2 separate regions of the Homo sapiens genome follow, and region 1 is linked to region 2. Evidence: chromatin contacts called from ENCODE Hi-C or POLR2A ChIA-PET data. All regions are on one chromosome and are shown on one strand. Each heading gives the region's core, a stretch centred on a gene start or an enhancer-like site at or near the end of the contact. The rest is flanking DNA. Distances are from core to core; before and after follow the strand shown. Region 1 has its middle 7.8 kb from the start of TERLR1. Region 2 has its middle 6.2 kb from the start of SLC12A7.

Region 1 (5,560 bases), core at 1,871-4,370, 68 kb before region 2:
ACTGCAATCGACGCTGGAACGTGCTCATCCCGAAAAAGAAATTCCCATTGCCCTCAACCCTCCTTGATGTTCTGCTTTTTATCATGAATGGTGATAAACTTCATAAAATTATCTCCTACATTTTTGAGGAGACATTGTTCCTCTTCATTCTTCATTATCTTCATGAGGTGATTACACAGTATTTTGTTTGTTTGTTTGTTTGTTTTTTGAGATGGAGTCTCCCTCTGTTGCCCAGGCTGGAGTGCAGTGGCGTAATCTTGGCTCAGTGCAATCTCCGCCTCCTGGGTTCAAGCGATTCTCCTGCCTCAGCCTCCTGAGTAGCTGGGATTATGGGCGCGTGCCACCACACCCGGCTAATTTTTGTATTGTTAGTAGAGACAGGGTTTCACCATGTTGGCCAGGCTGGTCTCGAAATCCTAACTTCAGGTGATCCACCCGCCTTGGTCTCCCAAAGGGCTGGGATTACAGGCACAAGCCACCGCACCTGGCCCACGGTTTGATTGTTAAATATTAAACCAATTTTACCATCCTGGAATAATCCCAATCTGTCCATCATGCATAATTTTTACAACACTGGCTTCAGTTCACCACAAATAGACTTAGAGTTTTATAATCTATGTTCCTTGCCCATATGACTTAATCCACATTTCCAACGGTGTCCTTGGGGTGGATTGCTGTGATGGGAATTATAAGGCCACAGGCTGCCCTTATCTTCCAGGTAGACACGTACATCACAAAATTCTCCATAAAAAGCTGAGTTATGCTTCCGCCAGCAGGAATTACGGATCTTCTACTCACTGAACTTTCACTCACAGTAGGTAATATTATTTATTTAAAACCTTCACTAATTTCATAAGCTTAACAACATACAGCTGAAATATACCAAAGAGCTTCCGGAATCCTTTGTAAAGGGGATTTGACCCTTAATCAATTTCGTGTTTTTGCCTCTCGGATTTTATTGAAATGGGGCAGGCTTTCAGCTTTAGATGTTTCCCACATAAGATGCCCCATCTTTCAAATCATCTGGAAGAGACGACATTTTAGCCGGCACAAGAGAGGCTACGCTGCAGGAACAAACATCCCCCAACTGTCCATGACAATGTTCTATGGGCCAGGGATCCTCCAGGCAGCTGCACCTCCAGAGCACCTGCAGAGTCCACAGCTGCTGAAGCTGGCGGGGGAGAGCTGGGGACCCAGTATGGGCCACCCCTGCCCACAGTCTGCCGGCCAAAGCCATTCCAACATCCAAGCACCTGCTCCTTCAAGGGGACAAGGAGGCACAGCACCCTCAAGGCTTGAGGAGGAGAGCCTGAAAGCATGGTCAGAGGTACCCACGTGGCCAGGATGGACGGCCAGGGGCCAGGCACACCGAGGACCGGCCGCAGCCGCCCCAGCCCCACACAGGCCCAGCACTGCATTTGGACATGCTTTCTGGCTTCTTTCTCTCCTGGGGGACGGCCGCCTCCTCCCAGCCACTGTGCCACCCCCAGCCCCCACCCAGCCTGCTGGCAGAGGCCTCAGCTCCCAGCCAGGACCTCTCAGTGCTGAGCAACAGAGGCCTCCGGCTGTGCCTTCAGCCCAGTGTGGTGGGTGGACCCTCAGGTCTGCAGAGGACTTCTCAGGCACAGCAGACTGGTAATGACCTGGCTGCTCAGCCGGGCCCTCACTGAAGGGCAGCATTTGGAAGCCACCAGGCCAGCAGGGGTCCCAGCGTGCCCTGGCCTTGGCTTTTCGGGGCCCTGGGGCATCTCACAGGGACCAAGCCCTCAGGAGACACACACGTGGGAATCATCGCTCAGGTCCTCGCTCCCCTGCAGGGAGGAAGAATGACCTCCCATTGGGTAGGGTGGTGGGGAGGGGGCCCACCTCGGAGGCACCGCCCTTTCATAGCCTCTGAGCCTTTTCAGGAGATGGAAGCAGCAGGAAGCCAGGCTTGGTCCTCCTGTGCCACCCCCACCATCTGCTCACAGCCAGCCAAGGCGGGGCTGCCGTCCCCAGCACAGGGTCAAGCGCCCCAACAAGGACTGGACCTGCTGCGTCCTGGACTCCACAGCCCTCCCACCCATCCCTGCCTGAGAATTATCAGTGGAGGCTCATCCCCAAGGCCCACGTCACCCCAGCGGGGCCACAGGGCTCCTGCATCTGCCCTGGAGGAGCTGCCAGCTGGAGCATGGCGGTCAAACCTGAGGTGTGGCTGGAGCTATCACAGCGAAGTACAGGTCTCTCCTGAGGAGGCCCAAGGCCCTGATTCCATCCCTTCTGGAAACTTCCAGGTGCAGCAAGATGAGTGTGAGGCCGGGCTGGGCCCAGGAGAGAAAAGCAGGAGGGGGTGGGGGTGCCCACATCCTGGGGCAGCCACCAGGACAGGGCAGAGACATCCTGAAAGCATGGACGCCCCCCATGCCCAGCCAGAGAAAGGTGCCAGGGATGCTGATGGCTCATTGGTGGTGCCTCTCACATCCCTCAGCACCCGGCATTGGGCAGCAGCCAAGAGGGCAGCCATGGGGGGCCTCGTGATCACGGATCAGTAACCTTTGTTCTGAACGGGGTGGTTTGTTTTCATGGAGGAGCCGAGTTTGTAAGGCCCAAGTTATTGAGCAGCAGCTTCCTAAGTCACGAGACCCTGAGGCCTCCCACCTCCCCAAGGCCTGGAGCTAAATCCGCAGGGTCAGCTCCACCTCCGACATTCCTCCTGGTCACCTTCACCCCTGCCCTTGTCTCTACCTTTGCTTTCCAGGGAAGGGGAAGCAGAGTGTCCACCCACCAGGGCAGGAGGCCGGGGGGCAGGGGAGACAGACAGCAAGACACAGAGGCAGAGAGACAGGGAGACAGACAGAGAGGCAGAGAGAAACAGAGACAGAGAGACAGGGACACAGAGAGGCAGAGAGAAACAGAGACAGAGAGGCAGAGAGAGATAGAGACAGAGAAGGAGGGAAGAGGAGAAGAGAAAGGACAGAAGGGGAGAGAGGGGGCCAGTCCCCATGGTCCTGTCCCTGGCACCCACGGCACTCATGGGTGCTCCATGCTGGGGCCACTGCATTCCCAGGAGGGGCCGTGCCCCAGATGCTCTGGTCCCTGGGTGGGAATTCCCAGGACACCTGTGCGTGTGGCGCTCTGGGCACCTGCCAGCCAGGGGACGCTGGCCTTGCACTGGCACTGTGCCTCTCCTATGGGCATCACATTCCTGGCTGTGTTTACTGCTAGGTTATCAGGAGAGCCAGTGCTTACCCAAACGTGGATCTTTGCGGAAATAACCCAGAGATAAGCTGGGACAGGCTGCAGTTTGACTTTCCTCTGTGTCAAGATAACAGCTGAGATCAGCGGGTGGCAGCGGAAGCACAGAGAGGGGCTGTGACCTCCTCTCCACAGAGTGTGTCAGATGGGGCCCTGGCTGCCCTGAGTGGACGACATCCAGGGAGGCTGCCCGGCCAGAAGCCCTGGGCCTGGAAGCAGCCAGCTTGAAGCTTGTGGCCTGGAGGCCTGGGGGCCAGAGTCCTGCACGGAAGCCCTGGTCCCATCCATGGAACCCTTCTGCTCTATGGTGCACAGCTGGGAAAAGTGAAGGGACACCCCTAGTTATTGTAGTTATTGTCAGAGAAATAACCATAGTGTAAATGTGTGTTTTTGTAACTTTTGTGATTATAAAATACAGTTTTGTAACATATTTGGAAAATGCAGAACAAACACGGAGAGGAGAAGTGTCCTCATTTCACCATCCATGGGGGCGAGAAACAGCCAATTCAGCATTTTCCATCCTGACGCATGTGTGCATATGTACACGCATATCACACATATGTGCCAGTTCCATTCTGACACTTGTGCAGATGCACACGCATATTACACATATGTGCCAGCTCCATCCTGATGTGTGCAGATGTGTAAAGATGCACAAGCATGTTACACATGTGCCAGCTCCATCACGACACGTGTGCAGATGCACACACATCACACATGTGTAAAGTTCATCATGACACGTGTGCAGGTGCACACACATGTTACACATATGTGCCAGTTCCATCCTGACATGTGTGCAGATGTGTAAAGATGCACAAGCGTGTTACACATGTGCCAGCTCCATCACATGTGTGCAGATGCACACACATATCACACATATGTGCCAACTCCATCCTGACATGTGTGCATATGCACACACGTATCACATGTATGTGCCAATACTCCCTCTGGGAGTTGGGGGAGGAGCTCCTTCCACAGACCCTCCAGGCACTCCAGGTACCGGGTGACAAAGGGTGGGCTGGGTCAGCCCTCATTCTACAGATGAGGAAACTGAGTCCTGGGGACAAAGAGACCACTCAGGGTGGAGGCCAAGGGGCACCAGACCCCAGGTCTCCTTCCCACAACCCAGCCCAGTCCAATGGCCCTGCTCACCTCCCAGCCCCATCCAGGATAAAGCCCTCCCAATGGCCTCTCCCAGAGGAGCCTCCCCAGGCAGGACCAGCCCCATCTTCCAGCTGGGGGCCCAAGCATCCGCTAGGGGCCTGGTCAGTAAATGAACCCAGGTCCTCAGACTAGCAGCTCAGCCACCCCTGGCCTCCATGGCCCAGAAGAAAGGTCCTGGGATGTGGGCACAGTGTCCGTGGGTCCCGGTGAGGGGGAGTGGTCCTCACCTCCGTCCACCTGACCCCAGGGCGTACAGGGGCCTCCACTGCAGGGGAGGCTCGGGTGCCAGTCTCAGCCCCAAGAGGCGCCAAGTTGAGTTTGTGGATGGGACAGAAGGGGCGTCCAAGGCCACAGCCTGACCCGACCCCGCAGCACCTGGGTTATCCCTGAGCTCCTTCTCCAAGCACCTCTAGAATCCTGTAAAATGGTTTCTAACCAATGGTTTGTGATTAACCGTCAACTGGGGAGGTGTCTTCTCAGTGGCCTGTGGTTTTCCAAGAAGCACCTGTGACCCTGTTGAGCACCTGCAAAGAGAACCTGGGCAGAGCGGGGTCCGCCTCTGTGGAACATTCCAGGAGCTCTGCCTGCCTAGCACCTGCACCCGTGCGGGGTACTCAGGCAGCTCTCGTCCCCAGGTGAGTCTGCTCTCTGGGGCCTCCAGGTTTCTGCCCACGGCTAGGATGCCCGTGTCCCACCCATCCAGGCCCCTTCCCCCAGACCCTGGGTGCTCCTCCTGCCCCACCCCAGGGCCGTGTGCACCCAGCCCTTCATCATCTCCACGCCCTGATGTGCAGAACCCTTGGTGGCCCTGGCTGGGCCTGCCCATGGCTCTCCAGCCTTGCCAGCCTATCGGGAGCCTGGGGCTGCGCCCGGGGTGGGGACAGGGGCTCCCCATTTAGCAGCCCAGACTGGAAGCCTTAGGTGGAGGTGGAGCACACACCGCTGGCCAGAGGGGGTCTGCTGCCCTGGAAAGGGTTGGGGGAGAAGTGAGCTCCCCTTACGTCTCCTATTTCCCCCTCATGCCCCTTCTTGCCCCTCCCTCACCCCCTGCAGCAGCCCCTGAGGGGTCTCAGAGCTTGAAAACCAAGCAAGGAGGAGCTTCGCTGTTACCCAAAGGCCGCTGGCCCTGCCCCTTCCTGCCTCTGCCCAGCCCTGACCACGG
Region 2 (4,924 bases), core at 1,112-3,611:
GTCGCCCACTGCCCTGCTGATGGGAATGTGGGCTGTGTCCAGTCTGGGCTCCCAGGAAGGCCTTTGTGTGTCTTTTGCTTAGTGTCTGTGTGTTTCTGTTGAGAGTGGGGTTTCTGGGTGGTGATGGAGGCGTGTCTGGAGTTTTCCACAGTGGCCGTGCATTCCACGGACCTCCAGTTGTGTGGGGAGGTACAGCGGCTGTGAGCATCTGGCCAGCACACCGTGGTGTCCCCGGCACACTGCCGACGGCGCGCGTCCCCCGGCGAGGTGGCATCTCCACGTGCTCCTCCATGTTAGTTCAAGTCTTTGCCCTCTTGTCCTCCGGGTTCAGCGTTTCCTTGCTGGTCTGTAAGCCGTCTTCGTGTGATCCGGACACTGCCGGTGGGGGGGCCCTGTGGACGGCAGGTGCCCACCCAGCTGCACCCGGGCTTGCTCCCCTGCCCTTGAGAGCGTCTTCTGAGAAAGAGAAGTGTGTCATTTTAGTGAAGACCACTTTGTCAGCCTTTCTCTTATGAAGAGCATGTTTGGGGCTGTGGCAGGGTCTGCAGCCATGATTCTGAGTGTCAATCTGTGCTCTCTGGCTTTGGGGCCGTGGAGGGTCCCCTCAGCCCCAGGGGGATCCACTGCACTCTGGGGGTGAAATTCAGGGGACCTGGTCAGGCCCTGCCAGCTGGGCAGAAAGGCCCTTGAGTGACCCCAATGACAGGCTGTTGACCTATGGGGGGGTCCCAGCTGCCTGGGCCATGGTGACACCTGTGCGCCTTCAGCCAGCTCAGACTGGATTTTTGCGGGGAGGCAGAAGCAGCCACAGGGGGCAGGTGGCCTGAGGGGAGGCCTGAGGCTACAGGGCCCAAAGCTGGGCACCGCCCCCCAGCCTGCCCATCACAGGACAGCGCCGGTGGACCCCATTTGTCCATTGCCTGGAAGGAATCGGGCGTGTTCTGGTCTGCACCCTGACATGCAGCCCTCCAGAGCCACCGCGTGCCTGGGATGGGGCTGTGTGGGTGGGGAGCCTGGCACGGGGTGGCTGAAAGGGTGCTGGGGAGAGGAAGGTGGCTCAAAGTCCGTTGTTCCCGTGCTTCCTGAAACGGTCGCTGCCCGACGGTCAGGGCTGAACCTCACCGCCCAACCAGGACCACAGCACCATGGGCGGCGAGCCGGCCGCACACAGCTGGAGGGGGTCATGGTGCAGCCAAGGCAGCACCAGAGCTTTCCAAAGGGCTTGTGTAACCTCGGCGTCACCCGGGCAGGGATGTGTGCGTGCCTGCGGCGTCCCCTGGGAGCTGGGGCCCTAGCGGGTGTCTGGGTACTGCTGTGCGGGGTGGGATCACGGGGTCCTCACCTTTAACGAGTGCTGGCCCTGATGAGCAAGTCCAGAAAACTCACCCCAAAAGGGCTCTGGGAAAAAGTGGCGGTAACTGAGGCCGGGCTTTGCAGTCCAGGTTCCCAGCTGAATGTTTAGAAAACGCAGGGGAGGTTGTGCAGGTGCTTCTCTGATCCCAGCAGAAAGCTGTAAAATGCAAAGCTGATGGCAGAACTCAGCCTTCCAGCGCTGCAAAAGCGACTCTGGCCCCTGCCTGTGTCGGCTCTCATCAGGAGGGCTTCGAGCTGCTGCAGACTGAGGGTGAGCACACCAGATGCGGGGCCACAAAACGAGGCAGGGCCCTCCTTTCGGGAGCAGTCGTCTGTGCCCCTCCCTCTCCCCCAGAACATTCCTCTGGGGAGGTCTGGCTCTGGGTGCTCAGTGTGGGTTGTGAGCCCCTCCCGCCGGGAGGCTGATGTCAGCGCCAGCTCTGCCTCTCCCGCCAGCCGGCCCAGAAGTTCAGCGAGACACGCCCACACCTCCCACAGCCTTGGAAGAAGCCACCAGAAACAACCTTGGTACCTGCAAGGCTGCGGGGCCAGCACATTTGATGTTATGAGCACAGCTGTTTACTGTTGTCTGGGTCCCCCACACTGTCTGATTTTTAATGGGTTCCATTAGAAATGGGTGAGACCAGGCTCTCTGAGGCCTACGTCAGGTCCAGGCTTTCTCCTTCCTCCTGGACTCATTCGAATTTCCTGGCAAGAGGCATCCCCCGGTCTAGAAAGGGGAAACTTCCCAAGACCTTTCACGCCCAAGGACGGCTTTGGCGGCCTTCGCATTTGGCCAACAGCTCATCTGTGTCTGGCGAGGGCGCGAGTCTGGGTCACACCTGTTTTTGGAGAATCCCTGGCGCTGCTGCCAGGAAGACTCTTCTGCCGGGTCTGGATGGCTGCCAGGCCTGCCCACGATGTTCTCAGATTGCACTGAAACGTTTCCCAGTGTGGGATCTTCTTATCTCTCTGTTCAAGGGGCTGAGGCCCATGGACTCCCCCTCATGTAACCGCCCAATGGGTTCACCTTGCCTGCTGCCCAGACAGAGCTGATGGATCAAGACAGGGGAATTACAGGGGAGAAAGAATGACTCACGCAGAGCTGGCTGTGCAGGAGACCGGAGTTTTACTGTCACTCAAATCAGGGGAATCGCAATAGGGAAAGAGGGATTCACGCAGAGCTGGCTGTGTGGGAGACCGGAGTTTTATTATTACTGAAATCAGTCTCCCCACACATTTGGGATCAGTTCTTTTTTTCTTTTTTTGAGACAGAGTCTCACTCTATCCCCCAGGCTGGAGTGCAGTGGCGTGCTCTCAGCTCACTGCAAGCTCCGCCTCCCGGGTTCACGCCATTCTCCTGCCTCAGCCTCCCGAGTAGCTGGGACTTCAGGCACCTGCCACCATGACCGGCTAATGTTTTTGTGTGTATTTTTAGTAGAGACGGGGTTTCACCGTGTTAGCCAGGATGGTCTCGATCTCCTGACCTCGTGATCCACCCACCTCAGCCTTCTAAAGTGCTGGGACTACAGGCGTGAGCTACCGCGCCCGGCAGGGATCAGTTTTTAAGGACAGCTTAGTGGGTGAGGAAGCCAGTGAGCCAGGAGTGCTGATTGGTCAGGTCAGAGATGAACTCATAGGGAATTGAAGCTGTCCTTTTGTGCGGAGTCTGTTCCTGGTGGGGGTCACAAGATCAGATGAGCCAGTCTATTGGTCTGAGTGGTGCCAGCTGATCCATCTAGCGCAACAAGGATCCGCAAAACATCTCAAGCATGGATTTTAGGAGCAGTTTAGGGAGGGTCAGAATCTTGTAGCCTCCAGCTGCATGACTCCTAAACCACAATTTCTTTAATCTTGTGGCTAATTTGTTAATCCTACAAAGGCAGTCTAGCCCTCAGGCAAGAAGGAGGTTTATTTTAACTATAAACTAAGTTCCTCCCAAAGTTAGTTCAGCCTACGCCCAGGAAGGAACAAGGACAGCTTGGAGGTCAGAACCAAGATGGAGTCAGGTCGGAACCCTTCCACCAACGGTGATAATTTTGCAAACTTGGCTTCACTAGTTGCTTCGTTGCTCCATCTCGGGCTGGTAGGAACCCCTTCCCTGGCTGCCTCCCCAGCGAAGGCTGCACCCCCACCCCCGCAGGCCAGGCCCAGCTCACCCCAGCCTGCTCAGTGGCCCCTCGCAGTACGCTCCCCACCAGCCCCCCAGCCCATCCCCACGGCTCTGGGGTTTGAGCAGGACCCTCCGCGGCTCTGAGACAGAGCCAGCAAATCCCTGATCTCATGGTGTTGCTGGGGTCGGGGGCGGCATCCATGAGGGTTGGCCTCGTCTTCCAAACCCAGCTCTTTATGACGTCTGAGAGAGGATTGGCCACATCGTGTCCTGGGCTCTGCTTCCATTTCTGAAGGGCTGCGTGTCTGCCAGGTTGGGAGGTTTTGAGCCCATCTGGACCCTGGCATGGCCTTTCCCCCTGAGCCGACAGCAAACATTTGCCCAAGCTTCACGGGAAAGAAGTCACCTGTGGAGCAGGAACGAGAGCTGGCGGGGGGTGGGTGGGCTTCTGGGCAGCTTGGACTTCAGAGGAGATGCGAACCTTCCCTGTGTCTGCAACTCACGGGCGTCCGTGTGAGATTCTGAGTAACATTATGTGAGTTACACTTTGAGAGAAGGAAAGCCACACACGTGGTCTAAAAATCCTGGAGCCTCCTGAGTGAGGGGAAGAGTGTGTCGGACTCATCCACGGAATCTTCCAGAGGGAACTTGAGCGAAGACTCAGTGTCCGTGAATTACAGGACTGAGAGCTTTGTCGCTCAAGCTTGACCTTCTGTTGGCGTCACTTACAGTCTCAGACACAGATGGTCTGAGACGAGCTCTGTGGGAGGGGAGGCCCCTTCTATTCCCAGATTCAGCTCCATGGGATGTACCCCTGCCCAGCAGGCACAGGACCCGGGGGAGGCTCAGAACCCCACGTACCTGGCCACTGTGCAGACAGGCTCCCCAGCGCCAGGCCAGGCCCACCATCCACCAGGCCCAGAGGCCCCGCCCTGGGCAAGCCAGGGATCGGGGCGGGGGGCAGCTTGCGGTGCCTGCCTGGGAAGAGCCTGGCATTGTTTGCAGAACCCTTGGGACAGGGCTGCTTCTTCAGGGGAGATGCAGCCATGGGCCTGGGGCTGTGGCTGGGGTCTTCTGTCATCCCTGCCTACCACAGCTCCCTTCGAGCCCCCACAGGTGGTGGCGGATGTGGGGCTTTAGGGCCACCCTGGCCATGGGCAGAATTCTCGGCCCTGGTGGGACTCCTGGGCAGGGAGAGTGTGGGTCCCACAGGTGGCCGGAGACTCTGCTTCCTCCACTGATGTCCACATACCCCACCCTGCCAGGAGAGGCTCACCACGCTTAAAAAAAAAAAGGTTTGTTTTTTAAAAATCACTTTAGCCTTGGGTAACTGGGGCCTCCCTTCCCTCTCCTCCCTTCCCACCTCTTTCCTTTCCCTCCCCCTTCCCCCGATTCTCCTTCCTCCCCTCTCTCTTCTGCTCTGCCCTATTCGCTCTCTCCCCCACTCACCATGGGTGC

The links. A loop is a pair of places that touch in the nucleus more often than their neighbours do. ChIA-PET counts read pairs that join two places held with the same protein, here RNA polymerase II (POLR2A). Pooled maps may share reads with other maps.
Region 1: a loop to region 2 is called in a map of endothelial cell of hepatic sinusoid, with 15 times the contacts of the local background. The contact joins two enhancer-like sites. A Hi-C loop is called at or near these places in 1 of 168 maps with a recorded cell type or tissue (endothelial cell of hepatic sinusoid) and 4 of 50 pooled maps. POLR2A ChIA-PET finds 5 or more read pairs at or near these places in 3 of 52 experiments (Caco-2, HepG2 and WTC11).

The regions. Positions count from the first base shown.
Region 1 is chr5:1,183,656-1,189,215 of GRCh38, reverse strand. No RefSeq gene overlaps it. Among named protein-coding and RNA genes, the nearest start is that of TERLR1, 7.8 kb to the right of the region's middle. RefSeq lists enhancers at 912-1,604, 1,605-2,298. Within about 2 kb of position 3,120, at least 2 of the 41 ENCODE cell types and tissues checked have a DNase peak (open chromatin) inside an H3K27ac peak, as active enhancers do.
Region 2 is chr5:1,115,773-1,120,696 of GRCh38, reverse strand. It overlaps a transcript of SLC12A7 not described here. Among named protein-coding and RNA genes, the nearest start is that of SLC12A7, 6.2 kb to the right of the region's middle. RefSeq lists enhancers at 1,144-1,677, 2,748-3,281. Within about 2 kb of position 2,361, at least 18 of the 41 ENCODE cell types and tissues checked have a DNase peak (open chromatin) inside an H3K27ac peak, as active enhancers do.